Linked DNA regions of Homo sapiens: all the other regions are linked to region 1. The links are chromatin loops, found by intact Hi-C in ENCODE. Cell type or tissue: MCF 10A. All regions are shown on one strand. Each heading gives the region's core, and the rest is flanking DNA. Links, peaks and the distances in the headings are about the cores only. Region 1 overlaps NETO1 (neuropilin and tolloid like 1). Region 2 has its middle 130 kb from the start of LINC02864. Region 3 has its middle 140 kb from the start of NETO1-DT.

The links. Peaks named below come from ENCODE experiments on the same cell type or tissue, not always from the same donor. Only the 100,000 strongest peaks of a DNase experiment are listed, where the experiment ranks them.
Region 2: a loop joins it to region 1, with 4 times the contacts of the local background. A loop is called at or near these places in 3 of 110 quality-filtered maps.
Region 3: it touches region 1 in a loop (4-fold over the local background); 2 of 110 quality-filtered maps call a loop at or near these places.

What each region holds. Positions count from the first base shown.
Region 1 is chr18:72,828,805-72,839,876 of GRCh38, forward strand. The region is part of intron 4 of NETO1 (neuropilin and tolloid like 1); the gene reads right to left. Among named protein-coding and RNA genes, the nearest start is that of MIR548AV, 19 kb to the right of the region's middle. In MCF 10A, for the core only: no CTCF peak of the experiment used is centred there; a DNase peak (open chromatin) is centred at 4,827.
Region 2 is chr18:73,131,849-73,142,920 of GRCh38, forward strand. No RefSeq gene overlaps it. Among named protein-coding and RNA genes, the nearest start is that of LINC02864, 130 kb to the right of the region's middle. In MCF 10A, for the core only: a CTCF peak has its summit at 4,492 (motif pointing left); no DNase peak of the experiment used is centred there.
Region 3 is chr18:73,000,329-73,011,400 of GRCh38, forward strand. No RefSeq gene overlaps it. Among named protein-coding and RNA genes, the nearest start is that of NETO1-DT, 140 kb to the left of the region's middle. In MCF 10A, for the core only: no CTCF peak of the experiment used is centred there; DNase peaks (open chromatin) are centred at 6,203 and 7,493.

The sequences.
Region 1 (11,072 bases), core at 3,601-6,100:
AGCCAACAGACAGTCAAATAAGGTCTACTAAGATCTGGGAGAAAACACCTGTCAACCTAGAATTGTCAGTTGGCAAAATTATTTCTTACAGTTGAAGGGGAAATGGGAAGATATTTAGAGAATAAGCAAACACTGGAGAATTTAGTCTCCAAGAGAACTGTTCTAAAAAAAAAATCTTAAGAAAGAAAATTACCCCTTAACAGTCTCAAATGCAAGAAAGACCATTCATTTGAGTGACCAAATGAAATGGGAAAAAGGAACACTCCAATTACCTTATTACAGCACAACTTATATTAGAAATTATAAACAAAAATAATTTCACTCAGAAATTGAAAAACACAATCATTATAAAAAAAGAATGGATTGAAGAAGACATTTTAAAAGACTTAGGATTAAATGGTAGTGCAAGGCATTAGATAACATCTAAATAAGCGAATAATCATACCATCTACTTTGTTCATGAAATTTAAGTCTCAAAACACTAAAAATGCAAACTTTCCTCAAGCTGATCTATAGACCAACCAAAATCTCAATCTTGATTTTCCTTAAAGAAACTTAAAAAGTTAATTATTAACTGTTTTCAGGATAAAGAGAAAAAAATATCTAATATACTCCAATCAGTTATTCAATCTTATTATGATATTATGTATCATTATTATCATTACTGCTATGATAGCAGTTTTACAATCTTAACAACTTTACCTGGACACACCTGGCATTTTCTGAACACTATGAAATTTAAATGTATATTTAAATGTATATCACATTAGGTTCTACAGTAGCTGTTAAAATAGTTCTATGCTTGGTTTACCCCAAATATATGCTTAATTTTTAGAATACAAGCTAATTAGCTGCTCCTTTGCCAAAAGATAAACTGAAAGAATATGGAATAATAAGAACAGAATAAAAACTCTAAGTAACAAAATAATATTTTGGGGGCACCTCTTAAATGGAGGGAGTACAGTGTTCACGCTGGTGCTCTAAGCTGGGTGTGCGAGACAGAGCTGCTCTTGCTTTCCTGTTCTGTCATATCAGTGCATCTCTAAAGGCAACACACCATATATAAGTATGAAGTTCTGGCTTCAGACAAAACTGCATTACCCTAGGATTGACTCAGCAGGTTGGCACACTTCTGAATATATTCGCAGTGTATCCACAGAGGAAAATAATAAACTTCACTCACAAAAAGAGACACAGACTCTTGGTTATACAAATAAAGGTTCAAGATAAAGGGATTTGGGGTGGATCATAGTGTGTGTCTGTGAGATTGCCTCAATTCAGGCCCACATCTACCTATGTGGCTGAAATATGAAGGAAGTACTATAAAACCTATGGCTTTATCATCATAGAGGATCATGCATGTAAGCCGTCCACAGCATAGAGGAAGCGGCGGCACAGGGAAGGAAGCAGCCCTCCCAAGAGACGGGAACAGCAGTGCTATCTTGGTGCCGGCTTGCGAGAGTAGGCATGGTGCTAACAAAATTGGCAAAGGCTGTTGAGGCTGCAGCCACACACTCAGCACCCTGGACAGCGTCCAAACCCCAGAAACGGGTTGGCAGGGAGGCCACAACTTCAGAGACATCAGTAGCGCCACATGTGTTTTCAGAAAAATTTTGTGAGATCACCTTTGCTGGGCGGTGAAAGGGACCAGGGCATCTAAACAAGGAGTCCAAAAAACAAACACAAATGACAAAAATAACAATGATCATAAGGTCTGAGGGTTGGCTTACAATTCCTCAATGAACAGATGTATTACAGAAGACTGCCAGAATTTTTTAGGAGCAGCTTTTGGTGTGGAGGTAGGATGTGGTGGGGAGGGGATGGATTTCTCCAGGTTACAGGCAAAGCATATGAAAATCTGTCTTAATCCTGATTCCTAGTTGAACTGAGTCTTGCATAAAGCAACAAAAGATGAATTTTAACCACCTCCACTTTGACTGCATTTTCCCTCAAATTCACCATCTCCTCTTTCTTAATCCTTCCATCACAAGATTCCTTTCACAGAAAAGGTTTCCGAAAGATTATGCTACACTTATGGGTTCCAGTTGTTCACTTTTTATCCCCTATTTTCTTCTCTGAACATTGAGTTTTCATTTACCACTGCAGGAAAAACTGTACTTGATAGGGTTGTCAATTATGCCTTCTGACTGCAAAATCTTCTTGATGAGGTATACTATTACCTCATCAAGGTAACAGAATATGTCTCTTCCTCTTGGTTTTCAAGACCCCCTTACCCCACTACCTGATACTTCACTGTGCTCTTCTGGCCAGCCATTTCAGTATTTATTTCTGGCTCCTCAAACAACAGCCCATCTATTCACTTGCCAGCAAACCTACTCAGATGGTCTGTCTTCGTCCTTCTCGATATTTCTTAGCTGAGCAATACCATCCACATCCATGATTTCTACCACCACCTCCATACCAGTGACTAACACATCTGATTCCACAGACCACATCTTCTAACAATGTAAAATCCTATTTAACAACTGAAGCCACAACAATGAATGAAAATGATCTATTTCTTCATAGAATTACAGTCTGGTGTGTCAGATAAAAGACACTGGGTTAACTCCACTTCCATATCTCAAAGGTACCTCAAATGAAAGATGTAGCAATATAACTCACTGTCTCTTCCTTCAGACAATCAGACAGCATATGTTATAAATTTTAACATCTCTGTAATTCTGAAGCTGTATCTCCCTGTGCATATTCAATGCTACCACTAGTACTTTAATTCACCTGGACATCTTTTACAGCTTCCCAACTCATCAACAATTCCACCCTCTCCCAATATACTTTCTATCTTGTGATCCAATGGTGATTCTATGTCTCAAATGTGATAATTTTCGTATCTAAAATATTTTGGCAGTTTCATTGTTTCAAGACTAAACTCAATTAGATTAGCATAAAAAACACTCACATACATCTTGTATAACTTTTCCAAACATATTCCTCATTACGTTTCTGTGCAAAGCTTTTATTTCACGCAAACTAAATCACTTGCAATTTTTGTGGTGGAAAAGCAATGCCAGTATTTGTCTTTGGGTATTGTAGTCATATAGTTTAGAACTTCCCTTTCATGCCTTCTTCCTAGGTAACTCTTCTAAGTGCTTCAATATAAGTGTTGGTGTTGTCTCTTGAAAGTGTTATTCTATATTGTAGCATAGTTTGAGTTAAAGGCCCTTACTTCCTTAAAGTGATGTACTTATCTTTATTATGACAAAATCACATGGTACTCCCTGTTTCCCTAAGTAGGATATAAATAGTGTCTGATTTTCAATTATTTGTTAACTCTAGTGCTTAGCACATTAGTAAATGAATAATTGATAGATGAATTGGATGATATATTCAGAATTCTTGCTAATTCTCCAATTTCCTAATTCTTAAAATTTGAGGCCATATAAAATAATTTGTAATTCTTAAAAAAGTAGAATAAAAATCACCCTAAAATTTATTTAAAAATTCCACAACAGCACTCTAAAAAATTTAATATGACTCAAAATATTTTGGGAAAAACATTATTGTTTGTAACAGTTAGTAAGTCTCAGGTCTGAAATTAGAGAAAGGTGCATTACACTCATAAAGATCAAGTTTTTTTCTTTTTCCCCCTCAGTGATATAAACCCTTCAGATTTTATTTACCTACATTTATCTCTCAGGAAAAACCACTTCTAAATAATACTTCAAAAGAATTAAAAAATAGCCAAGTAGTCCTCTTTAGATTTTATTAACCCATACATTGCAATAAGCAGATCTTACGACTCTGTCTCTTGAGCTTCTAGGTAACATCTGGTAGTTGATGTGTCTAAGTCCTGTTACACAACATTTTCTGGCTTCTTAGTGTCATCCAAGGGATTGATGTTTGACTAGACTAACCCAATTTATTCTGCCTGCTGCTCTCATTTGTATAGGCTGCTATTAATGGACAGGCTGAAGTATGGTTGATTACAATTCACTTTTTAGTACCAAACTTTATAGTGTTGAGGTTTATATGCATATTTTCACATGTATAGTAGAGCAGTGTAATAAACATACAGATTTATACACAAATTAATCATAATCATGTTTTCTGAACAGACAGATACACTTTATAAAAAATTGTCTCATAATTTATATAGTCTAGAATTCAGGCTTCTATTTCCAAAATGGATGACATTTTTAGAAGGCTATGTAAATGTCTCTAATGCTCTTCATATTCTCAACACTCAGTTGAAAAATGGGTCATCAATTCAAGAGATGGACTGTAGTCTCCATAGTCTCCACACAGCTCTAACCTATTACTTTTGTGAATTCAACTTAAAGACTCCATATATATGTTATTTAAATTCTCTGTAATCATCGGTAGAACTGGAGGAAACTTTGACGCATCTGTATATTGATACATCCATACAAAACAGCTTTCCCAAAATATGAATCTACCGTTTTTCACTGCCAAGCTGTTTGAGTCATAGATATTTCTGACATTTAAGCACTTCACCTGGTTAAATCCTCCTACTTTAGATCTGTACTTGAATGCTAATATTTCAAGAAGACTTTCTCTGACCTCTAGGCCGTTAAGTTATTTTGCTGTATTCTCTGATATCATCCTATTTTCTCCAGTATGACCCCAAATGCTTTATTCTACTTTAATGTCACATTTCCCACTAAACTACAAGCTCTATCTTCTTCATTCTAATCTGCCCTATTTTGAACCATGCTTGCACCATAATAATTCTGAAGTAAAACTGGTTTAGTAAATGAATTCTGACTCCATTACCGTCTCTCACTAACTCCCTGTTGCTCAATGCTTTTCTGACTCTCACGACATCCCCGAACCCAACTACAGGCCTGCCACATTGCTCATACTCTCCTATTATCTCAGGTTCTCAGTAGTGGGGTGAGAACCAGAAGAGGATATGACTCAGGGATGGCATGGAATTTTTGTCGTGCATATATCCGCTGACTTTCAAAAACTGAAAAATTAATGCCTTCTTTGGGGGCCTACTAAACTAGTCTTCATTTTAAAACAACTGTGTACAACTGAAGACTCTAAACGTCCCTGCACGAAATAGCTGGTGTAGCATCCCCATACAAAACATTATTATATATCTCATTAACTAGCTCAATTTCTTTCTTGAAAATATGTATTTTCACACTTACGACTTCCACCTCTTTAACATTCCTATGATAAATTAGCAAGTCCAAAGTGAATACAACATTTTAACACCCAACCTACAAGAGACAGATATATTTTCATTTAGATACTCGTTTTATTATTTAAAGAAAGGCTTAGTTGTGTTACTTGTATTATTGTCTTGGCAGACTTTAAAATCAATACTCTGGTATTTAGAGCTTCGGACAATATTTTTGTTTAAAAAACATTTTAATATTTTAATAAAATACAACATATATGCATATTAGTGTACTGTAAAATACGTATTAATTGCAAAATAAGTTTTAACTATCCTTAAAATGATAATATTGACTATCCCTACAATAATAACAGAAAAAATTTCATAAATGACAAAACTGTAGTTTAACCAGTTACTTTTTAGAAAGAAAGGAAAAGAGACATTAAATAGGTAAAGGTTTAGAAACCAGATAATAGATTTAATGAAGGGAGTATAAGAAAATTTCACTGAAATTTAAAAAGAACACAGAAAAACATATCTGGGGCAAACAGCAATTTCATTTTTAAATTATGTGACACTTAAGAAAGTTAATCAACTATTCTGAATATTAATTACTATATATAATATAAAAGCAATGAAAATCATGTAGTAATCTATTTCACAACACTATTACTCAGATCAAAGTCATGTTGGAGCTACAGGAAATTTATGTTTATAATTACTTAATTCATTTATGTATTTTTAGTTCTTCAGTCATCTTCAACTTTCTCTCGGAATGGGCGAATAATAATACGCTCTCTTCAGCTTTTACTGTTTGATTGTTTGAGCAAAATGTGTTAAATACATGTTAATTCCCAGTCCATGGCGATAAGAAACTAAAGCAAAACTCCTCAGCTGAAGAATTCACAATATTTTGGGGAGAGTGGAGACTATTATAATAAAAAGATTGTAATACAAGAATAAATTATCGAAAAAGATTATATAATTATAATCTTTTAATATCATATATAAAATAACATTTAAAATAATATATTACATAAAACAATATAATTTAACACAATATTACATAAAATATAATATTATATTAAAAGATTATAATACAAGAAGTCCCTCACATAGGAGAATGGTGAGGAAAGGAATCCTGGGGAAAATTGAACCTTCATCTGGGTTTCAAGGTAGGAGTTCTAATTTACTAAGTCCGAATATGTGGCAAACTTTCTCCAGAAAGATTGAGCAAACAGCATTTTCAAGGGCACAAATCGTGGTGCACCTGGAGATCAGCATGTGTGCTTCAAGATGGTGTTAGATCAACGTTCTGGGCACCACAGCATCCAGAGATGAGATGATGGAGAAGGAGAGATCACGAAACACTCTGTAGATCCTGCTAAGGAGTTTGCCTTTTATTCTGGAGGCAAAGAGGTAATTAAAGAAGTTTAATTAGACCAGTATATGATCAGGCATGAATTGTAGGAAGTCCACTTTAACAGCTGTTTGGGTAATACAGGAGGAGCAAATCCAAAGTAGGAATACAAGTTAAAACTCCTGTTTATTCTATTCTAGTAACTCAGGTATGAAATTAGGAAAGCCTGAATTAGTGCTGAGGTAGAAAGCTAAGACATAGATTCAAGGAATAATTAGAAAGCCTTTCTGAAGGATGTAGAGGTGAAATGAGAAGGAAGAATGATGGGTATTTCTACGGTTTATTGTTTGGTGAGCCCGAAGTTGGCAGAACCATTACTCCAAATATAAATGCAGAACAAAAGCATTACCTTCTTGCAAAAATATTGATATTCTTAAATTTGAGGAAGAAATGGGACATTCAAGTAAAAACTGCAGTAACTGTAGAAATAAATGGGTGAGAAGAAAATTATATTTCATGTATATTCTTCCACGTGTCGACACTATAACTAATGTTTGGAAAACACATATGATTTATGGTTACTTCCTTAGAAATCCCACAGGGTCGTGAGAGGAAAACAAATAAATACGTAAAGAGATAATTACAACACAGTGTGAGAGGGCAACAAGAAACATGCATATCTCTTACAGTGATAACACTGAGACGGGGCAGCTTCTTGGCCTTGACGTAGGAAGAGGGAAGGGGTAAAAGGAACGGAATGACTCAAGGAGTAGTATTCAGGGAAAATTCATAAAAGACAGAATTTCTCAAGTAGGCCATCTTCCAGTACTTGGATTTGAGCACAGCCCATGCTGTAGACTCACCGCCTTCTTTTAGAGCCCAGACGTGCCCTGCTGCTTCTCACCTCTGAGCAAAAATTTTGCACAGGCTGTTTCCACTGCCCAGGGTGCTCCCCCTTTCTCTGCCAGCCCGTGATCCACCATTCTTCTGCGTGGTTGACTTCCATCAACCTATCAACCTCAACTTGAAGTCTCTTTTTCAGGGAAGTCTTATACTTATCTCATAAGTTAGTTCAGGTACACTTGTCATACTCTCCTTATACATTTTCTTCTTCTCCTTTACCCCACTTATTGTAACTTTAATTAATGATTTAAATATGTGACTTAATATTTCTAACTGAGGTTCTTAAGACTGAGGTCCACATTGGTCTGGATATTCACCGTGTTCCCAGTACCTAGTACAGTAGAAGCTTACATAGAACAAGTACATAATATTTATCTGATTAATAAATGTATAAATAAATGAACGAGTTAAGAAGGACATCACAGGCAGGATAAACATAAACCAAAGCACAGAATATTTATATTGCAAATCGTTTTGCATGAATGGAGGACTTGTTTCAGAGGGAGGATACTGAAGGAAGGCTGGTTGTACAGACAGGGATGAGAGTGTTAAAGCCCTTGATTGTCATGGTAAGAAACGGTATACTAAGCTACTGAGCAATTTTAATCCGGGGATGGATACAATCAGATTTTTGTTTCGTGTATCTCGGATCTAACTCTGCTACATCAATAGAAAAGATGTTTGAAAGAAAGGAGATAGCTATTAAATTTGATCAGGTGAGATACTGGGTACAAAAACAAATGTAATGCCTGTAGGAATGGAGAAAAGGAAAAGCACATGAGAAGTTTTAGAATGCAGATCCCCCAGGAATCCGTGATTGACTGAAGATAGAAGGAAAAGGATAAGTCAAATATGTCTCGTGTGATGTGGACTTGAATTTCCGTGTAAATATTGTGCTAATCTTCAATAAATCAAGATGTATTATTGTTCAACAGAATAATAATATTCTATTGTTCACAAGAGAATATTGTGCTATTGTTCAATAAACAGGAAAAAACTTGTGCTTGGGGTATTTTTCAGAATGTGGCATTCATTTGGGGATCTGGGGCAAATGAGCGCAAGTTTGGACATCATAAACATGTGCAGGGTACATCTAGGGAATTCCTGGTACATAGCTCTGAATTCTGAATTGAATTTCCATAGAAAATGCAGTAAGATAAATAAGCGAATGCCAAGTGGTCTGGATATAAGAAAAAGTAATCATTGCATTGGTCAGTAAAATAAAAACTGAGTCAAAGTATTATTCTTCCTTACGGTGACAATATCTGTGACTAAACCTAATTAATCATTTTGATTTTCATAGGACGAACTGCACAGAAGTTAACAGCAACGGTTTAGAGTCAGACAACACAAGATGGAAATTTTTAGGCTGCAATTTTTAAAGTGGCTGATTTTTGGTCAAAGTTTCTTAGCTTTCCCAAGCTTCTATTTTCTTAATTATAATATAGGAATATAGTTATATATGTAACTGATTTACTGAACTTATCTCTATGGTATTCAAAGAATAATAATATTACTTTATTTCCAATTATATGCTCTGGCTAATGTAGAATTTCCTTTTCCTTGTCCTTGAATGAGAGCTTGGGGGGATCCTATAGATTTTCAGTTCTTAAAAAACAAACACCACCACCAACAAAAACCTTTTAGGACTCACTTTCTGATAGTAAAGCTGCGTAAGAGCCAACAGCCACACAAAACATTCTCCCTCCCCATCACCATCCTCTATGACAGGTATCTCTACAATAGCTACACAAAACATTCTCCGTCCCCATCACCATCCCCTATGACAGGTATCTCTACAATAGCCACACAAAACATTCTCCCTCCCCATCACCATCCCCTATGACAGGTATCTCTACAATAGCCACACAAAACATTCTCCGTCCCCATCACCATCCCCTATGACAGGTATCTCTATGAGAGACCTACAGAAAGAAAAAGGAAACAAGCCTGTCCTCCTTCTTCCTGGTTCCCTCACCCCTCTCATCTTCTGCAACTCCCTAGCTAAGAAAGAGGTTAAAGACAAAGGAGAAAAAGTTTGTACCTTTAGCTGGTGATATCTGTGGTTAACTCTAGGCTTCAGATGAATACATTGTGAGTGGCAGGTATTTACATCACGGTTCTCACTCAGAGGACATAGTTATGTGAGCACTTTGGACTCCTTCCTGACCAATTCTCTTTGACTGACATCTTAAGATGAGTCTTGTGACATCTCTAGGTTTCATCTCCCTGATATGCCACCTGGATGGGCAGGTTCTTTCAAGATGGTTTCAGCAGTGACCACTTGGCTTGTAGGTAACTTATACATTATTGTTAAACCAAGAGGTGGTAGTACAGGCTTGACTTAGTGCTTCCTGCACACTTCTACTGTCATCCCAGGCTCCTCCGCCCAGACTCCAGCCTGTGAAATTTTTCTAGTAAGAAGTGGGCACCATTCCCTTTGCTTGTATGCTTCTAAACCCTAAGGCATGAACTCTCTTGTTGCACTGTTCCAGTGCATCTTGGTGCTACTGGTTCTCTTAGAGAATCCCTAGCCAGGATAAAAATGCTTCTACTCTAAGACTTTGTAAATTTCAGTTTTCCATTTAATAAAGCCTATTGGAAAGTTAAAAGTTAAATATGAAGCACAAACTCATTTACTTAAATTTTATTCAACAATTGTCTTTAGAATTTTAGGAAGTTTTTTTATTTACCTATTTCTCTCAACCGTAAAGTTTTCATTAAAATTTTGGAGCAACAGGGAAAATTAAACTCTGCTATACTCATGATAATTATTCATCCTTCAGGATTGTTTTAGAAGCTAAAACAGATAAAGCATAAATGATCTAAAAAGATTTTGCCCGTTGTTATTATTATTTTCCTACTGTACCACTAAGCATTCACAACCGCTTGACCTTTAACAAATTTAAACTGTTGCTTAATGTCAAAAGAAAGTTAATAAAATAAATGATCAATTTTTTTATCCCAAGGCTGTTGTTAAGAACTGGGTATCAAGGAGAAACTCTACTGAGTATGAAATGAAGAATCTGAATCCCAGTATGAGTAAAAAGAAGCAAGAAGAATTTAAAGTTATAAAGAGTGGGTTTGGATATTAGCTCTCCAGTTATTAGTTGTATCAATGTGCATAAGCCACTTAACTACTCCAAAATTTGAATGATTCATCTATACAACAGGAACACAGGAAAAACGATACAATTTTGTTTTGAAAAATCAAGGGATAAATGTTCTTAAAAGCAGTTTTAATGGAACAGTGAACAATTTTACAATTTTAAAACACTGAAGCTGCAACACTCTTGGATGACAGAAAGTTCTATGCATCTCTTTGAGAACTGGAGGTTTAAGTGCCTAAAGGACTCCTAAGGTCACATGGACAAGTTCTTGATCCAGGGCCTATCAGAACATGGGCTTTGAAGGTGAGATAACTTTCTCTTATTTCAATAAAACTCATTTGCCTCTAAAATGCCTATTTCTTTTAACTGTTGTCACATGAAAGGTGCAGACACCCTCCCTAAGGTATAGATAGAGTGTAAATAGAGTAATATCTACATGAAAGGAACAGAAAAATGGGAAGAGGCAAACTTTTCCTGTGATCCAAATTTTCAAGCATGTTTAAGACATGTTATAAGTTTTTTGTCCTAAATTTAACCACAGCCCTTTGTATTTACCATAATTATATTTTCTGTTTGTCTGCTACTCCTG
Region 2 (11,072 bases), core at 3,283-5,782, 300 kb after region 1:
AAATATATTGTGATGAGCAAAAGTAGCTACAAAATATTACAGGCAAAAGAACATGCAAATAAAATAGTTTTAGAAGTCAGAATAGTGGTGACCATGGAATAGGGGTGGAATTGAGAAAGGGAAACAAAATACATAAGAATTGGAAAGATTAAAAGGTTTTGTTTTCATAGGGCTACTGTCAGGAGATGAATTGTGTCCTCCTAATATTCATAGGTTGACATCCTAAATCCAGAAGCTCAGAATGTGACTGTATTTGGAGATGGTGGTCTTAAAGAAGTATTTAGGATACAGTGAAGTGAAGTCCCGAGGTGGGCCTAATCCAATATGACTGTTGTCCTCGTGACAAGAGATTAGGTTACAGAAATGTACAGAAGAAAGACCAGCTGAAGACACAGGGAGAAGATGGACATCAACATGAGAGAGGCTTCAGAAGAAAACAACCCTGTGGACCCCTTGATCTTGGACTTTTAGCCTTCAGACTGTGAGAAAATAAATTGCTGGTGTTTAAGCCACCCAGAGTGGTACATTTTTATAGCGGCCCCAGGAAACAAATACAGCTACATGAAACTACTTTACTCATTATTTATGATTACTTATATAAAGCTCTGGTAATTAGGATAGAGGGTATTTGGTGTAGAAAGGGAAGATTCAGTAATGGAAGGGAAAAATGGACTCACCAAAATACCACTCCCATTTGAAAATGCCATTGAAAAGATATGATGTTGCCTAGCAAGGCAGGAAAGCATGGATGTTTAATAAAGTGGTTCACATTAATACACCATCCATATGGAGAAACAACAGAACTTCTATCTTAAATCACAAATTCAACTTCAGCTTTATTAAAGATCTAATTGTAAATGTCAAAAGCATAATAAAATATTTTAAAAATAATATGGAAGAATATCCTTACTCCTTTGGATAGGAAAGCATTTCTAATACATGGCAGCTCAAGAAGCATAAACCACAAAAGAAAAGAAGGAAATGTTTGAGAATATTAATGTTAAGAAATTCTGCTCCTTAATGTAGACCATAAATTAAATGGAAATAAAAGTCACACATTTACAAAAGATATTTTCATCCCATAAAACTGATATTTACTCTTCTTCTGAATAGATAAACATGCCAGTGAGTCTTTAACCACACACACACACACACACACACACACACACACACACACACACACGCACGCAATCACACAAAACACTTGAATTTTAGAGGAAAGGAAACAAAAGTGGTCAATAAACATACAAAAACTTGCACTGCTTCATTATTAATCAGGGAAATGCAAATTAAAACCACATGAGGCAATAGTTCATGCTCACAGATTGACAATTACTAGTGTTTCTGAATTATCAAGTGCATGAAAGGATTTGCAGCAATCACAACTGTTTACATATCACTGCTCTGAATCTACATCACACACACAACCTGAAAACAATTTGCCATTATCTAGCCACGCCGAAGAGGAACCAATCCTGTAAGCCAACCATTCCATTATTTCATGAATAGTTGTAAACATGCCCCCAGGAAACAGGTAGGAGAGTGTTTCTAAACACACCATGTGTCAAAAAATCTGACGATGAAAACAAGTAACAATAAAAACTGGTAATAATAGAATGAAAAATAATATTACAAGTTCATAAAATTGTAACACCACTGTGAAAATGAATGACTTATGTCTACATGTACTGACATTTTTTCAGTAAAATTTTGGTTCAACAAATAAAGCTACTGAAAAATAATTTTAATATGAATCAAATTATTTTCAGTTACAAACAAGCAAAAGAAAACTATATTTAGAAATACAAAATATAAAGTAAATACAATGAATAATTAGCGCAATGTGAACACCACTTCTTTTTCTAAGGAATAAAAATGTTTATTTTATGTAAAATCATCTAATTCTCACATAAAATTGTGTTATTGTTATTATTATAACAAAGTCAATAAGGTTATCTGTTTTACTGTTGTTCATGCTTCTAGCATGTAAGAGTGAGCATACGTGTGGACCACAGGCAAAAAGACGATCCCTATAAACAGGAATTTTGCCTCATTGTCCTGATTACCTGACAAGCATCTAGCAGGGTGCCCAGAAAAATAATATTTTTGAATGAATTGAATTATCTGAATAAATGAAAAGAACAAAAACAGAAAAAGTTCTGACATTACATTTCAATGATCTGCACGATTGTAAAGGAATCCTCCTAAGGCAGAAGAGACAAAGGGCTTCAAAGCTAATGACAATGATGTCTGTATTACCAAAATTGTTATCAGATTCTTGCAATGTTAATCTTTGGACAATTTACTTCATTATAGAACCTTATTCCTAGTCAACATTTAAAAAAAATTAAAAAATTAATATACCTTAGTGCTAAAATGACCATAACTTAGACAATTTAAATTTGTTTATATTTCAGAATATCATCATCATGAAATGGTTCTGATTATAGTTTATAAACATCAAGATGACATCTTAGTCAACTGGGCACACCAGGATTGTTGTCAATTGTTATTGTGCAAACTTTAAGAAATTTTACTAATGTTCTATAAAATATAGACTGTTCAATTATAAATGTATGAAAATACAACTATTATCTCCCAGTTTTTGAGCAATTACATAATGTTGAATGTGAATCTGTTTGTCACGTCCTGTAACAAGTTAAAGTTATCTTTTTGGTAATCAAACAATAAACATTTAAGACCGGGCGCGGTGGCTCACGCCTGTAATCCCAGCACTTTGGGAGACCAAGGCGGGAGGATCACGAGGTCAGGGGATCGAGACTATCCTGACTAACGCGGTGAAACCCCGTCTCTACTAAAAATACAAAAAATTAGCCAGGCGTGGTGGTGGGCACCTGTAGTCCCAGCTACTCGGGAGGCTGAGGCAGGAGAATGGCGTGAACCCGGGAGGCGGAGCTTGCAGTGAGCTGAGATCGCACCACTGCACTCCAGCCTGGGAGACAGAGCGAGACTCCGTCTAAAAAAAACAAAACGAAACGAAACAAAACATTTAAAAATGAAGAAAAAAAATCAACAATATAAAGATTTCCACCATATAAAGTTCTTAAGAGTAAATAATAAAAGTCCCCCTTCAGTGTCATTGTCCCACTTCCTTCTTTTTCTTCTGTTGGAAACAGCGTGCATCCCTCCAGACCTTTTACTGTCCATTTATGCTTAGAATTGGTAAATTCAAAAATACGATTGAGATACATATTTTTCGTTTAGATAAATATGATAATATCATAGATATGTTTCTAAAACTCACTGTAATTCTTCATTTGATGCATTTTGGAGATTGTCATTTGGTGTTATTTTATTAATCAACTCTATTCTATTTAATTTCAGCAAAGTGTCTTACCCACATTTGAGCTATCCTTCTACTGATGAATATGCTTGCTGTTTTTGTTGCACCATTAGCAAATGCTGCATAATATCCTTTTGTGTGTCTGTGTGTGCACCGAAGTTAATATTTCTGTAGGATCTCTCATGCAGATGTGTAATTGTTAAGCAAATTTTAATAAATACAATCAAATTGCTCTCCCAAAAAGCTTTTGCAATATTTGTTCTCAATATTTTGTCAACATTGTATATTATCAATCTGTTGGGTAAAACAAGATAATTTTTAGTTTTTCCATGCTTCTAGTGACTAGTGAGTACCAACATAATTTTACATGTTTAATAGACAACTGTGGATTTAGTAAATTGCCTCTTCATTTACTTTATTCAGTTTTTACTTTGGTTGGTTTTCTTTTCCCTTGTCTATTTGTGGGAACTATTTATAAGTTAAGAATGTTAATTTTTTTTCTTTTCTAAAAAACATGTTTATAGTCTAGCAGGTATCTTAAATAATATTAGTACAAATTGAATATTTTTAATTTAAACACTTTAATTATATAGCTATATATTTTCTACCACTCATTTTTATTGCCTGATACGGTGTTCTAGTCCCCTAGGGTGGGCAAGAAGAGAACTAAGGATATTGTAACAATGCTCCTGGACTGCCTTTGTGCTTAGAAAAGAGTAGAGGCTGTCAAGAAGTGTTTTTGACCAGAATCTGTCTATGAGGCAGCTCTGCTGTTGGGCAGCTCTGCTGTTCTAGTTGAAACTTGATCTATTTCTCTTTGTAATTACAACGGGTTCATGTTGAAGAGCCATCTTTTGTAGTATTATGTACACTTAAGTATCAGTATGCAGGTATGGATAATTCAACTATAATATATATATAGTTTTTATAGACATGCAAACTAATTAATGTTCCAAAATATAATTTCTATAGGAAATCCATTCTAAGTCACAAATAAACACATAATGAATATACAATTTGAATTTGTCTTAATCATTAGTTAAGATTTGGGGAGATGAATGCAAATTAAATTAATGCAGTATTTCATTTAAAACTAGCTTTGTTGGCTATATACTTTTTTAGAGTTTTTGTCTTTACAGGGACACTAAAGCTGCTTTAACTTTATATCACCATCTAGTGGCAGAGCATATACTTCTTAGAAGGAGACAGTAGAAGAAGACTGAAAATTAAAAGTAACCATGAAAGTTACAGAAATACAAATATCACATGTTCTCACTCATAAGAGGGTGTTACAAACGGTGTACAACTGGATGTAGAGAGTGTGATGATGGACCCCGGAGACTTGGAAGGGCACAAGTGAGAAGAAGTGGAAGCTGAGAAATTACTTACTGAATACAATGTACGTTATTCAGGTGAGGAATACCCTAAACTCCTGACGTGACCACCACATATGTAACAAAATTGCACTCCTTCCACAACAATTTATATAAATTTTTTAAAGTAGGGATTTTATGACGGCTTTATCATATTGGAAAAAAAGTTCTCCAAATATCAGGCATACACATATTCAGAAAATGAATTGAGGGTTAATTAGTTAGTTATACTTCTGATTTAAGTATGCATATTTGTTTCTATTAGTACAGAAATTCAAGAGAAAAATTATTTAAATTTATTCATTTTAATTTATATTATATTGAGTATCCCTTATACCACAAACTTTTACATTCAAAGGGCCATTTTGTTTTTATGGATATATTCTACAGAGCAGTTTAAAGCTGTTGCTATTTACTGCCTACCTGGCTTTGTAATTCTTTTGATGAGAATTTTTAAAACTATTATCTCTCATGAAGCCATATTATCTAGTGTTTTCTTTCCAATAATATTACTGGAAAAATATTAAGGGTACTAAATTAGGTGAATAAGTGGATTTTTAAGTATTAGGAAGAAAGAAAAAACTGAATTTTACTAATAATTCAATTTCTAGTATATCATTGAATGAAAAAATTGTTTTAAATACAGTCTTTTTTCATCAAATGTGGAGTTATTTTACAAGTGTCGTTCTTTGCTTGCTTCCAATTTCCTTTGTTAGCATATGCTGACTTCTCTGTTGTCTTTCACTAACCTAGCATTATCTTATGATAAACAGAGGAGAATTGCCTAAACACTTTTTTCTTTTAATTTTGGAGACTTTATCTGCAATATAAATAGTCTTTATGTTACAGTCGTCATGTCATCATTTTGTAGTTCTAGAAAGATTCTACTCCAGAGCTCCTGCGTTGCCATTCCTACAGGTATCTCTGTGCCTTTCTTTACTGAAGGGGAAAGGCATGCTTTTAAAATCACGCCGTAGAGATGTGCAACGTGGAAGTCCCGCATTTGATACTGTGGGCATGTCTTTGCCTTGCCTGTAGTGACCAGCAAGGTAGCGACAAGTCCTTTAGTAAAATCTTGTAACATGAAAAATTGGGCAGGTTTGGAAAGCCTTCTAAGAGTGACACCAAATTAACGAAGTAATGTATGCTATGATTCGCTAAAGATTCCTTGCTGAGATAGACACTTTGAGGTGAAGCTCAAACAGTTATTTTCAAAGTGAAATTTTATTAAATAGACCTAAGTTGCAATTATGCTAACATTATAATTATTCTAACTGCTAATTCACTTTCAAATATAAACACAATACAGTCATCTGTCAGAATTATATTCATAAATCATGGGACCCAGCAGGATCCACAGACAAATGTGCACTTTAATAGGAAAAAGTGCTGTGAAAGTAAAATAAGTTTCATGTTGCAGCCAGTAAATGCATTACAGCCTAAGTTCCAAGAGGAGGCTTGTCACAGCAAACTCATTATGTAGAAAGTATAAACGGACTTGGCATAATAACGGTATGAATTTGGAAGAAAAGTGAAATTATAAGGTATAATTATTGCCTTGTCCTATAGATTCTACAGAAAATGCATCGAGTCAAATCTATTCAGTAGTATTTCTCAGATGCTTAAATGCCTTGATAAAATATGTCAAGGTATTATTTAAATCGTTGTATTATTTTAATCATATGCGGTTTGGTAGGCCAAATAATATATAAACACAGGCAAAGTTAGGTTGCATGTTATTCACATTTATTTTTAATTTTCCTAATGAACTCTAATCTTTATAGTAATAGTATTTTGCATTCTTTCGTTAAATTAACACCAGGAGTATCAAAATGCAGCATTATCTGTAATATGGTTAATTGACAATTTATATGTATATAATATATATATATAACACATTAAAATATAAGTTTATTTAAAGGTATGTATTTAACTGTAAGATTAAACATCAATATTTTGTTATATATGCATAGGCATAAAATATGTGTTTACAAGTACATGGCTACATTAATTCATTTCAGAATGCATTTCTCTGTAATGGGATCCAGTGATAAATAGGACAAAGTTTCTGCCTCAAATAAACAGATAGTATAGATGATTTGACATTATGGTGATTGATAAAAAGAAGTTAAACAGGGCAATAAGCTATCTCATGGGGAAGGGAGGCCTCACATTTTGAAGGGAATTTCAAAGAATGTGTGGACCAATTGCAAAACACCAAGACTGTAACCAACCCTGCTAAAGACCTACACAGCAGCCACAGTTTTCAGTACAGTACGGTATTAGTCCATTCTCACATTGCTATAAAGAACTACCGAGAACTTAAAGTATAATAAAAAATAAATAAATAAAAATAAATAAATAAAAAAGAATTACCTGAGACTGGGTAATTTATAAAGAAAAGAGGTTTAATTGACTCACAGTTCTGCAGGCTATACAAGCAGCATAGCTGGAGAGGCCCAAGGAAACTTACAATCATGGCAGAAGGTGGAGTAGAAGGAGGCACGTCTTACGTGGCTGGAGAGGGAGAAAGAGGGTGACAGGGAAGGTGCCCCACACTTTTAAACAATCAGATCACTTGAGCTCTCATTCACTATCCTAAGAACAGCAAGTGGGAAGTCTGCCCCCATGATCCAATCACCTCCCACCAGACCCCTCCTCCGACACTGGGGATTAAAATTGGACAAAAGGTTTGGGTGGGGACGCAAATCCAAACCATATCAAGTACTTAAAGGACTTTCAGCTTCGTCTTTGTTTTTGGTCCCTAAATATTTACCCTTTTTTAAATGAGCTTAGTCATATATTCACACAATTAAAAATTAAAGTATTTATCTAGCATTTCTTATAATTTTAAGCAAGTAGTTTTGCTCTAACCCAACAGTCTAATATTTCCAGAAACAATATTTTAGTATACACTTCTCTTTACAAAATTTCCAAATGTCTTCTTTCTGTCTTTCATCTTCTGTCTTCTTTCTCTCTTTCTTTCTTGTTTTTTTTTTTTTTTTTTTTGAGACGGGGTCTCATTCAGTCTCCCAGGCTGAAGCTGTGGTGTGATCTTAGCTCACTGCAATCTCCGCCTCCCATGCTCAATCAATCCTCCCACCTCAGCCTCCCAAGTAGCTGGGATTACAGGAGCATGCCGCCATGTCTGGCTAATTTTTGTGTTTTTAGTAGAGACGGGGTTTTTCTATGCTGCCCAGGCTGGTCTCAAACTCCTGGCCTCAAGCAATCCAACCACCTCAGCCTCTCAAAGTCCTAGGTCCAAATGTATCTTTGAAGCTACACTCTTCAAATTTAATATGAAACTAAGAATAAAAGACAGCTATGATACAAAGTTATCCTCAATAAGATAGAACTTCTACTTTAATGCCAATACATTGCCTCTGTGTCTCAAAACTGAGCTGTTCACAGAATCTATAATTTTTATTGTGTTCTTTAAACTCAATAAAGAAAGATTCTTTGCTTCATAGGATTTCTGTTGAATAAAATGTCACTTAAATGAACTTTTACCCAATAGTAACAATGTGTATATAGTATATTTTCTTAAAATGTGAATAAAATTTTAAGAATATACAGTCCTATATTAGGAAATTCAATGTTGGGAATTTAGGTTTTGCAAATTGTTTAATACTAAGTAGCTTTTAAAGATAACTAAATATCAGCATTTAAAAATCTTTAAGTGTTCACAATCAAATATATCAAAGCAGATTAAGTAACAATCAAAATCTGTGACTAATGTCATTTCTTAACAACTTACCACATTATTTTAAAATAAAAATTTGTTGTAGATGACATTATTTGAATATTTGTATCAGAATGTATCATGAACCTTTTTATAGCCATTGTTTGCATACTCTGAACTTATGGTGTCCAATAGTAGTGACCATGGACCACTTGAACTGTGGCTAGGGCAACTGAAGAGCTTATATTTTCATTTTATTTTACTTAAATTTAAATTTAAAGAAAAAACTGGCACTTTGAGTCATTGGGAAACTTTTAATTATGTTTGCAGCAAAATAGGTATGTGAATCAACAAATTTTGACTATGAATTTATAAAATTTACATACAGATCAAGTATTTTAAGTGAATGATAAATATTAAAGTGTGCAATAAGTATTTTACTTTTATTTTCAAATTTTTATTAGCAACAGAATCTCACTCTGTCTCCCAGGCTACAATGGTGTGATCATAGCTCACAGTAACCTTAAACTCCTGGGCTCGAGTGATTCCCTCACCTCAGTCTCCTGAGTAGCTGAGATTACAGGTAAGCACCACCATGCCCAGCTAATTTTTAAAATTTTTTTTGTAGAAATGAGTTCTCACTATGTTCCTCAGGCTGTCAGATTTTTAAAACAATATGAAAAAATAATATAAAATATTTCATTATTAATATATCACATTAATTACATTTTGAGTGACAATTTATATATTGAATTATATATTTTAAATTGAATTGAAGATTTTTACTACTTAAAAAGAAATTTTAAAAATTCAAAATACACATGTAGATCATATTTTATTTTCTTCAGAGTTTCCTCAGAGTTGCTTTAAGCTATAGTTTAGAAATTACAGGCCAGTATTTGTCAAATTCCTCTATTCTGTAGGTATTTGAGTATAATTCCTCCTGTTATTGACCTAAGATGTAATGCATTCAAATAGAATAGAATATGAAGAATTCAAAAACTGAGATATTAACTTCTTGTTTTCCACAGAATTAATTCATTTACAAAGTTTAATTGTTGTGCTTTGAAAATTGAATATGGTACTCTTCTGTCTTTTTTTCCGAGGTTCTTCTTTTATTATTTTTTTAAAATTTTAATTAGTGTGAATACATAACAGGTGTACATATTTATGGGGTACATGTGATATTTTGATTCAAGCATACAATGTGTAGTGATCAAAGCAGGATAATGGAGACATTCATCACCTCAAGCATTTATCATTTCTTTCTATTAGGAACATTCCAATTCCACTCTTTTAGTTACTTTGAAATATGCAGCAAATTATTGTTAAGAATAGTCACTCTATTCTGTTACTGAACACCAGATCTTATTACTTCTATCTAACTGTATTTTTCGACCCATTAAACAACCCCTTCTCCCCTCCCCTCACTACTGCCCTTCCCAGACTTTGGTAACCATCATTCTACTTTTCTCTTTCATTAAAGGTTTGCTGTAACAATGAGCTATTTATGCCAGTTTTGCTATTTATCCATGCATGATTTTTAGCTATTTGTCTTAAAACCGTATACACTGTGTGATAGAGTGTTGATTTGCAGTAGCTGACACATTGCAGGAGTGTCATTAAACACTGAAACCAGGATAAATATTTGAAGAGTTAAATGTTTGAGGTTTGTTTTATGGTTTGGGACAACTTACTTGTATTTGTATCTGCAAACTCCAATTGTACATTGAAGTTATCAATATGAGAAGTGACAACATTCAGTTATGATTTTAAAATGTCTAGAAAATTAATTTAGCCAAATAAATGTCGCATCCTGTCATTCTACCTTGTGATGAAAGAGTTCTGAGAAGCTGATGGGAATACACGGCATTAATTTCAGTGTCTGTAATGCATATAGCTTTTCATAACAATTGTAACAATAATAAACTTCAACTTAATATAACTGTAAATAATAAACTTCAATTTAGTTATTTCAATACACTATCTTTCTGTTTTTCTTCCATCTTTTCTACCCTGTAAGGCATCTTTTTTTTATATAAAAATATATGATTCTTGGTTGATAAGACATTTATAGAGTCACATAACAATATAAAGCTTGGGATTTAGGGGAAAGCCAGGCTAAAAAGTTATAAGGGAATTAAAAAGTTTATGACATTAACCACTAATGGTGGTTGACATTAACCATTAATTCTCTCAGGAATGAGTTGCTTGAACTACATTCTTCAGAAATGTAATGAGAAATCTAAAAATCATTGTGATCAGAAAATAAAGAAAAATGATAATGAAGTGTTTGTGTAAGGCCAAATAATGTATCAATAATCATCCACTTTGAACCAGAATCCCCAGTAAGACTAGTGCCTCTAAATGGAAATATAGAAATAAAGAAGGGGACATCACAAAATTGGTGAAAGTTACAAACTTGTGTTGGAACACGTTTGGCGTGGAATAGCCTAGTAGAAAATTTACTTTTATATTTATGTAATTACTATATTTTAGATATGGGGTTTCCTTATGTTTCCCAGGGTGGTGGTCTCTAATTTCTGGGCTTGAGCAATTCTCCCACCTCAGTCTCCAGAGTGGCTGAGATTGCAGCCTGAGCCAATGTGACCAGCATGGTAGATATTTAAATATGAAGCTGAATTGGACTTAGGAGAGGTATCAGGGCTGGAGGTACTGTTTTATGGGCAACTTTGTTAATTCGTAGGAACAG
Region 3 (11,072 bases), core at 5,018-7,517, 170 kb after region 1:
TTTTCTGCATAGTCAAACATGCATTCCACTTTACAGCATGAAGGCATACCTACATTGATATCTTGATTTCATTCAAAGAGTAAATATTTGTCATGTCTATTTAAAATATTGCTACCTTCCTACATAAACCAGAAAATCAAGATAAAATTCATTTGAAGGTGAAAGGGAAATAGCTGAAATGCCAAAAGGATACTTAGCTCTCAGAGCTGACATGGTTATAATGACAATTATTATAAATCAAAAATTTCCCTTTAATAAGGCTATTAGAAATATGGAAACAAATGAAAATTTAAGATTCATGATGCAATCTATGATTAATTCTATATTTTTCACTTCTTGAATATGCCACACATGTGACTAGATATTTCTAAATATTTAGACATGAATTTTGACTTTAATTTTTTACCAGAAACACGAAAAATGAAATCACTTTTGTGATGTTTCCAAAGCAAAGGATTATGATTAATTACATATTGATATTTTCTTTTAAATATATTTATTTAAATGTCATTTAAAACATTTATAAGATTATCGTTGAATAATCAAAATTTTGTTTATTTGAATGAATAGAAAATCCATCTTTATACTGAGACTACACTGAGAAAAAATCTGAAAAAAAAAGAGACGGTAATTCTAATATTTTAACACACAATTTTAATGTTGCAAAATAATTGCTGATTTGCGACGTGGTTTTCTGTTTCTGGTTGAATGTCTCAAAGTAGAACATTTTTATTGTGTTTTTCTTCAGTTCTCCAGTTTAATCACTGTTATTTTTAAAATTAGATATGGTATCTTTCATATGAAGTCTTATTGATTCAGGGCCAATTGATCTGCCTACATACCAGAAACAAAATAATAGAATTCAACAAAATTTAAAACAACAATATGAAGAATCAGTAACTTTTCTTTCTCCATCTGATTTCAGAAAGTTTTCCTGAACTTCAGACTTTGGCATCTGTGGCACTGCAAATACCTTGCTGAGAGTGTCACTCACTGTGTCTATCACATTGTAAGCGTGGGTTACAAAAATATTTTGATGGAAGGTTTGTGATTATATCACAGCCAAAATGTGAGAGAGAAGTAAGGTATTGGGTACCAAATGTTTCAGACTTGTAGAAATAGAGAAATGAGGCAGAATGGGGGGAGCAGGGTCTTGATGACAAAGCCTGCTTGCTGTTCAGGTCTTCTTCACCTCAGCCTGGGATGCCTGAGTATTTTGATTATTTTGAATTTGGCATGTTTAAATAGATATACTTTTTCCACTTCATAGTTATTGCTTTATATGAATCTATGAAAAGGAGATTGTCTGTTCTGAAAAATAATGATGTGTGAATGTGAAGTGAGATGTAGAATTTTGCCAGGATTTTAATTCAGAAGTCGTAATAAAGTATATATAGAATTTTCTGAAAATTACATTAAAAAACATTTCCTCCAAAATGGTATAAGTCTATTTGTAAAATCTATATGTATATATATATATATATATATATATATATATATATATATATATATACACACATACCAAAAAATGTTTGCACTTCCTAAAACATTTTAAGGCATCATTATTGATAATTGAAGGTTAAAATAAATGAGGAAATTTCATGACATGTATCTATATCTATCTATCATCTATCTCTGTTTATAATAGGAGATAACTACATAAAATATTTGAACTCATCAATGTTAGATATACTAGAGAAATAAAGAAATTAGAAGTAGTGCTGAGAGTGATTCTGGTGGTTCAGAAGCCACACTGACTAGCAATACTTTATATGAAAAAATAACAAAATAATATTTTACTTTTATCCTGTTTTATGCTCTGAAGTTTCAATAAATATCACACCTAATAACTAACATGATAATCTTCATCATTAATTAATTAATTAAATTTTTTTTTGGCGGAGTCTCACTCTGTCGCCCAGGCTGAAGTGCAGTGGCGTGATCTTGGCTCACTGCAACCTCAGCCTCCTGAGTTCAAGCAATTCTCCTGCCTCAGCCTGCAGAGCAGCTGGGACTACAGGTGCACACCACCATGCTCAGCTAATTTTTGTTAGGACTATCATGCAGTTTGTATTTTTTAACTCTGAGTAATTGGCCAAAATTAATTTAAAGGAATCATGTTTTCTGTATATGCATATTCCTCCTGGATAGAACATCACCGACTGTTTTGTCCTAACATCAACGACTATGTTCCCTTTATGTTAGATGTAGCATAGTGATATTAATGGCTTTCTCAGGAAAACACATGACTTTTCAGATGACTTGAATAAACACTCAACATTTAATATATTAATACTTACAGATAATGTTTAACAATGGACAATCTTGTCTTTGCGGGGCAAAGGCACAATGCAGTCTGCATCGGTATGTGGGGAAAATTGTGCATGGTTGGAACAAATATCATTCTTTAATTATGTGAAGGATCATCCTCCCCTATTATAGCTAAATTGATTATCTGAATTTTCTTTCAGGTATAGTTGAATACTATAACCATGTTTGTAGATTAAGCAACAACTGCCTTATTCCAGACAGTAAAATGAGAAATGTAAAATGGCAACAATGTTAAAGACAACAGTTGATATATTCTATAAGCAGATGATTCTATAATGCCTATTTTAAATGCTAGGATATTTTCCTATTTATATACAAGAATGAATACTGATTGCAAATATTTGATGTAACGGCTTTCCGTATTTCTAATAAGAAATTACTGAAACTAGTACCTATGGTAGAACTATCATATTATTTCATATAACCTGGTTCAAGCTTATTTAGTGGCCCTAGCAGAATACTCTTCTTTGGAAGTTACAAATATCTGTTTAAGAAGGTTATATCTGAGGGTTTTGGGCAGTCTATATTCTTTAAATGACATACTAAGTCTGTTCTGGTTGGTAATTTGAACAGGGAAGCTCCACCATTATTTCCCATTCTTTCAAGCATCACTTTCTAGAATTCTAATACAACATTTCTATATGTTCGCTGGGATTCACAGCTTGTCAAATTATTAAATTTTCTCCATCTTTGCTAGTTGACCTGACCATTAAAATGTAAAAAATGAGTCTTCATGTATTTAATAACTGCCAATATATTCTGAAGTTGAAATGCAGAATATATTCTATACCTTGCAAGTTCCTCGGTGAATTTGAAGACTATTTTCTTAGCCTAAGACCTGTAGAAAGCAGCGACTGAGACTAAGCTTTATTACTCATACTTCAGTGGAAGGTGGAACCCCAGGATAGCAAGAGTAGGGGTTATGAGGCAGAATAGCATGGGGAGCAATGCAGGTCCCACATCATTATGCTGGTCACTGCCTCACGAGAGGCTATAGAATGACCCGTTGCGTGTCCAGCAAGCACACGTGTGCTGCCTTCAACATCATCTCGAGAACAGAGACACTGCCTTATGGCATGGGAGTCTATACAGTGAGGAAGTGCAGAGATGAGCTAGAAACATGGCGAATGATATTGGCCAGCCACAGACAGTGAGACTGAAGAGACTAAACAAAGTTAATTATCTTTAAGCATCAGCTAAGGCTGAGTGTACTAGTTCATTTTCATGCTTCTATGAAGAAATACCCGAAATTGGGTAATTATAAAGGAAAGAGGTTTAAATGACTGACCGTTCCACATGGCTGGGGAGTCTTCAGGAAACTTACAATCATGGGAGAAGGGGAAGCAAACATGTCCTTTTTCACATGGCAGCAGGAGACAGAAGTGCAGAGTGAAGGGGAAAAGTCCCTTATAAAACCAGCATATCTCATGAGAACTCACTCACTATCATGAGAACAGCATGGGGCGACCCCCTCCATGATCTAATCACCTCCCACAAGGTGCCTCCCCAAGACACAGAGATTACAATTCAAATTATAATTCAAGATGAGATTTGGGTGAGGGCACAGAACCAGAACATATCACTGAGCAAAGCAACACAGTGTTAGGGAGAAATGTGGCCAACAGAAGCTCCAGAGCTGCCTAAGGTAGGTCTGGTATAGACAACACATTAGACTTGGCACTTTGTGACCCTCACATTCCATAATCTTTTCCTAAATGCCCAGGGTATTTCAGTGTTACACTCCACTTTTGCTCTGTGAGTTGCTACCTGGACTTTAGACGCATCCATAGAAAGATTTCTCAACCTGGCTCTGTTGACATTTGGGCATGGACACCGTCTGTTATGGAGCTGTCCTCTATGCATTGTAGGATATTTGCAGCATTCCTGGTCTCTATTCACAAGATGGTAGTAACTCCCCCACCCAAGTTTTGAAAATCAAAAGCATCCTCAGATATTGCTAACTATTGCATGGGTGGCAAAATTGCTTCAGTTGAGAACCACTGATTTATACAACCTACATGCTCATTAGGATCTACCTGTCTAGTCTCCCAATTCCCTAGCCTACCTTTCTGAAGAGATTACCTCTATAATTGTTAAGGATGTTATACACAAGCAGGCTATAATGAACGCAGTGCATTTTGGTTTTCAAGGCATCGTATTCTCCTCATTTTTCCCCTCCTCTTCCCTAAGCACTTATTCCCTGACTTTTTGATACTTATTTTTCTAAGAACCTAAATAATAGGTGAATACAGAGGCCATGTTTACAGATCTGGCTTACTCTCTGCATGTATCAAATTATCTTTGTGAGCTTAATCCCACTATTATAACCATCCCTATTTGAGTGGAGTGACACATGCATAGGCTCTGAATCAGACTGGCTAGTCATGAATCCTAACTTCACCTCTTAGAGCTGCTGGAACCTTAGGGGAGATGTTGACAATAAGTGACAATATCCACCTCTTAAAGTTGTGTCAGAACTACAGGACACAATTAACATCATGAACGCAATATTAATGTAATTGTCATGATACCTGGCATATCTTAAACTGTGAATATTTCCTATTACTCTCATCTCTGTTTATATTCGGATCTCTCACCTGCGCTTTACTCCATAAAACATCTTCATGAGATATGCTCTTATTTCTTGTGAGATCTAAAGATTTTGCTTCTCATTGATCTCATCAAAACAAGCCCACTTTATACTACTTTGCAAGGACACGAGCTTTTGTCTTCTCTCATTTAACAAATTTTGAGATGGCTCTACTGTTAACTTCCACATCTAGTCCTCTTATTCTTTATTTAATACAATGACAACTCATATTTGGATTGTGCTTTACGGTTTTGAAAGCATTTTCAATTTGGTTCTTTCAAAATCCCAGTGACTCAGGAAGGACATGTACATTTGTTATTAATTCAAAAGGAAAAAATGTTATTTAAGAATTATGATGAGGCAGACACTGTTCTGGTTTCCAGACAATGAAAATAATAATCATGGTCCAGATTAGTATAAAGTATCTACCTTGTTACTTTGGCTCTGGGTCACTCCCTCTGTCTTATCCTTCTTCCATGTCACTTCTGGATAATTTTGTCAAAACACACTAGTGTAAAGATCTAAAATCATCCCATATGTTTACATGAGAGTTCTCTAGCACCAGCTTTGAATGTGACTTGTATTTCCCAGTATTTTTCAAAACATTTTAACTCCTAAAACTCCATTTTGGTCAAGTAAGTCTGCTTACTTTCTGTCATATATTCTGGGTTCCTGTAACCATTTTTTCTCCCACTAATACTACTTCGTCTTCCTGAAATTCTGGTTTTAGTCTTTTTGGATTGTGTAAATCCTACATATTATTTACAAGTGCAATTTCCTATGCCTACGCTAGTGCAGGATAGTATTTTTTACATCTGAGCTCTTTACAGTCCTGAGTTTCACACTGTTTAACATGTGATTATTGTCCAATTATTTTATATATTTTAGATTCTGCCTCTTGGGCACGCTGGTAAACCTGGTAAAAGATGGAATCATATATATGAGTACTTTGATACTTACAGATATTTAGAATTTGATGTCTACTTATAAATATCTCCCGGATTAGCATTTGATCTTCCCAGAGATGAAGAATAATGATTTATCCCAAAGAGAAGCTATCATAGAGGAAATTTCAAGTATATTGGTAATCTGGGGTTTGCAGCGTCTCTGAAAACACACCATATGCTATCCACCTCTTCTAGTTAATATTCTTTCTGATCATGCTCATTTTAGACACGATTTTTTTGCCCTCAACAAGGCTGATCACTATAAAACCACTCTCAGAAAGTACTCTTCTTATCGTCTTGGCAGAAAATCTTCTTTCTCCAGCCAAGACAGGAGTTACATCACAACTTCCAGAAATGTGTGACTCATTTACACCTAGTGTTTGGTGTTGTTGTAGGATGTTTTCAAAGGTAAAAGATTAATATTGCATTAGAACATATAGGTATGTCTAGGGTATTTTTATAACTTGATACAAATAAAAACTTTTTGGAGGACTGGGAAAGAAATAGATTTACAATCCTGTAGAATTGGTCCTAGCATAAACAAGTACTTATTTTATTTTATTTTCCTGTCTATAAGAATCACACCTGGTTTTACATGTTATTCTCAGGAAAAGATTGGAAATGACAATGGCAGTTAAGGGTTGCTGTTAGTGTAATTCCAGTTTTCACTTGTGGTATTCTTTTGCCTCAGTCCAAAGCATTTTGGCTTCCAGGTCAATTTCACCTTTCTATTACATACAGTCCATTAAAATATACAAAAAGAACATCTGTGTCAATCAGTTTTGTAAACACAAAGATGCCTTATTTTCTGTCTTCGACAAGAAATTTGAAAGATTTTTCCACTCTGAAAATTTGTCTCTTCTAATAAAATATGCATAAGTTATATAAGTTGAGTTTGATTGTTATTAAAATAAATTACTCTACATTTAGAGATTTTTCAGGACACTTTAAAAATTGAATTATGTATTTTTTTAAGTTTAAAATTGAAATATTTATTTCAGAATTATGTGGCTGAGGTGTTTTCCTGAGTGGTTCCCAAGAATGATACCTCACCACGGATTTTGGCACCTGTGAAGTTAATTTCTATGGCCTTTTCCCATGGTTCGTCAGAACACCAAACCCACATTTCTTGATCATTTCCTCTTTCTGTTTTTAAACGTAAACATCAAATCTCAGGTTCAGATAAAAAGAAGTAAGTAGATGTGGAGGAAGGTGAAAGAGTTTCTCTTTTAGCTAGGGAGCCAAACGTGAGTGTCTGAGTAAAAAGCAGAGAGAAGCTGAATCTGCAGCAGCAGCAGGATTAATCTATGGCCTCTCCTCACTGGGCAGCATCTTAAATTGAAAGTGTTCTCAGGTCACCACGGTTAATGAGTCTTATTTACAAGAAGTAATTTAAGTAGTGACTTAACTTCCACATCATGCAGAACTGTGCCTTGACCTGCAAAGGAAATAAATAAGAGTTGTCTAGGTCTCTGGGGTTACAATGTATGTCCTGTTAACTCATCAAAGGAGCTGGGAGATGAGTAATTATTTCTTCCCCAGTGAACAAGAGGAATAGGAGCCAGGTAACCTACTCAGAAAGGAAAATAACATTCCTGAATGGCCGAATGCTGCTGGTACAATACCATGTGTTAACCACCAAGGCAAAAATGCATTTTGTGACTATGACCTCTGAACCACTGGTTGAAAAGTGAAAAATCCATTAGCCAGCTAAATGTTCTATTTGAGAACTAAGGAAGATTGTGAAATCAGAAGGCTGAGTATGCTTTCCACTTTGGTAGGCTGTTGAGTAGTTGTGATCCCTGACCAATGACTTCTAAGAAAAAGAAGAGAATAAATAATCGGTATGACAGCGGCAGATCTTCCGGTTCCAGCTCTGGAACTTCTTGGCAGCTATGATGAGCATGCTATCTGCCAACTATTCCATAGCGTGAGGTGTCACTGGCAGCAGTGAAGGGGACATGGCAATTAACAATCATCTTTCTGTCATTTGAGTGACAAGGTGAAATTTCTAAAAATTACATGAAGATAGTTCAACATTAAGCATATAAGTTATTTGGAGGCTTCTCAGCTTCTCAAAAATTGACTAACTGATCATTTAAAAGTGATGGCAAATACTCTCAATAAATTATATTTTTACCAATTGAGCTAAGTTCCTTGTTTTGCATGTGATATAACCTAGAATAATATTATTATTTCCTCATTTGTCTCATAAGTAACTCTTCTTCACTGTTATACTCTCAAAACTTCATGTAAGTACTATCTTCTCTGCGAAAGCTTGCCTAACTCCCACTCCCTATACCCTGAACGGAATAAGATGGTTTTCCTTATCCTTCATTTGCTTGTAGGGTGTCTGCCTGTTAATAGAATTTATTATAATACATTTCTATAAATTTGTTTGTTTCCTCTTTTGGTCAAGAACTTTCTCTGTGCAAGTTTGTTGCACAAATGTTGAAGGGATAAACCTTGGTGTCTAGCAAAGTAGACAGTTTTTAAAATTGATGAGCATTTGTTGAATAAAATTAAATAATTTCCTTGTAATCCTACATTTTCTCAACAGCTTGGGTTTACATTTTACTACTCTAAATTCTGATTTTTATATAAGAAGTCATATTCTCAGAAATGTGGTGTGTATGTGTGCATTCTTATAGGTGTGTGTGCACCAAAGTAACTCCTCCCTACGTCCTTCACTGGAAGTCTAGGATAGTTAAACTAATATTTCTGAGTGTACAACTCCAATGTAGAAGTGAAAAGAATGTTGGACTTAGATTTCAACAGTTTGGGAATTATATTTAACTTTCTTCATTCACTAGACATATAAATCTGCAAAAACATCTGAATTGCTCTAAATGTCCATTTCTTCATGTGGAAACTAGTGGTGAAAGTAGTGCCCACCTCAAAGAGTTACTGTGATCATAAGGCGTAAGATTTTTTTTTTCTGAAAATTCTTGATAAAGTGAATCATATCAAAATGAATTTTTTCAGTCACAATCCTTTAGACATACTTTTTAGCAATGAAAGAACTGCATTTTAATTAGCATTTTTATTCCTATATCTCCCATTATACTGAGAACTTCTCAAGGACAAATGCTTTGTTTTCCTAACATTGTAACCCTATGCAGCACATAATAGGTGCTTTAAAAATGTGTTGATTAAGGGATGCACTCAGGACTAAAGAGAACATAGAGAAACAACATAGAGAATGTAGAGAATATGGGGGGAGTGGAGGAGGCAGAATGCTGCGTTCCATACTGGATTGTGTTGTTGAAGTTTCTGGCCACTGCTCTGTAGTCGTGTCTTCACTCGGACACGCTGAGCAGCCTAAGAAAAGGAAGTCGTTATTCTTTAAATGCACAGATTCTCACTGCCTGTGTCTATGAAAAGACAGCAGTGTGACCACTGTCATGTTTGAAGACCAACACAAAAGGAACATCTGTTTAATTTCCAATCTAACTAATTCTGTTAAATTTGGGTGTAGGATTTGGGGTTTATTACAATATATAATTAGTTGCATAACTTAATTAGTAAAGTACTTTTAATTACTCATTTCCAGTTTGTGGTGTCGTATATTATATTTTGTATGCATTTTGGAAGCAGCTTTGGAAAGGAGCTATTAGACGATGAAAAATTGTTTGTCGTAAATTGAACTCCTTAGATCAAAAGGTTTGGTGACAGCTGAGGAAACAGTTGTGATGAGGAGATAAAGTGAGATTTGACTAGAAAGAGGTGCTAAAAGAAAACAGAAATAACAGAAGTTTAGGTTCATAAGAAATAATTGAGGAAGTAGGTCAACGTGAGGATGTGGATCAAAGACCTTATTTCTACACTTTAAGGCTAAGAATATCACTAAGGGAGAGAGAAGATATCTTGAAAATAATAAAAATCTTCAGATTAGGTATCCTCTTATAAACTCATACCCAGATACTGGACTCTACATTGCAAATTTTACTTAATTATTTGAAAATCTGCATTCCAACTGTTGTTTCTGAATTCGACTATGTATGTATCTATATATTTACAGTCTATTTTTCTCTATTAAGTAATTAGTTAACATCCATCATATGTAGGAGACTACAATTTTAGTACGTTAGGAATAAATCAATAGATAACAACACAGTGTTCCAATCCTAAAGTAGTTACCAAATTAACAGAAAGAAAGATAACCACAGGATTCACTATGAGGCTAAATGTACTTTTGATGCAAAGTGGTATTTATTGTAGTGGTTCCCAAATTAGCTGATCTTAAGAATCAACTAGGCAGATTCTAAAATATATAAATTTATTTTGCCACACTAGAGATCTGCTGAAATTTTATAGAAAAGTGGACATTAAGATATAAATAAACTAAAAAAGCAAAAATTGGCCACAAGAGTATGTGGTGGAGCCATAAAAAATTGCAAATCCTTTTTGCAAGATGGTCACTAATAATTACTGATGACAAAATGTAGTGAAGTGAGGGTATTCATGATGAAAATAAAAAGTCCATAAAAACATCTATATGTTCGTTCCTAGATAATTAGAATCTTAGGCAATGTGGAACCATCAATATCTTGGGGATAGCGAGATACTGGGGAAGGACTATCTGTTAGCAAAGACGTAATCATGGTGTCAAGAACAGATAGGAGAATGAGATAGACTGGAGAAAGCTTGCATAACCTTTTAATAATAATTCAGATGAATACAATGGGGGCTGTGTGAATGGACATTATAGAAGGGATTCAGAGGAAGGGTGGCAGGGATGGTTTGAGCTTTCTGGGTTGGAATTTTAGATTAAGGCATTAAGTCAACAAAGACGGGGACATAGAAGGAAAATAATGTGTTTATATTTGGTCATTTTACATGTATACAATATTCACATGGACATATGCAGCAAAAAGCTGTAAATGTTGGTTAGGAGTTAAAGAGAAAAGTGAAAACTTGAGATATAAATTTGAGCATCATTTTAAGATGTGAGATGAAGCACAGACAGCAAATGAGATCAGTGGTACAGATCAGAAATAATATCAAATAAGTGAGAAATGGGGAAAAATTGAGTTAGAGGAAGAAGAGAATAGATGGTCAAGAAGGTAAAAAGGATCATCAGAAGTACGTAAGTGCATTTACTACAAAGCATGATGATAAAGAAAGGTGCTATGAAAAAAAATTAATGGAATGAAGAGTAAGAAGACATAGGATTTGTTACTTAAGAGGAAAATGAAATTCTG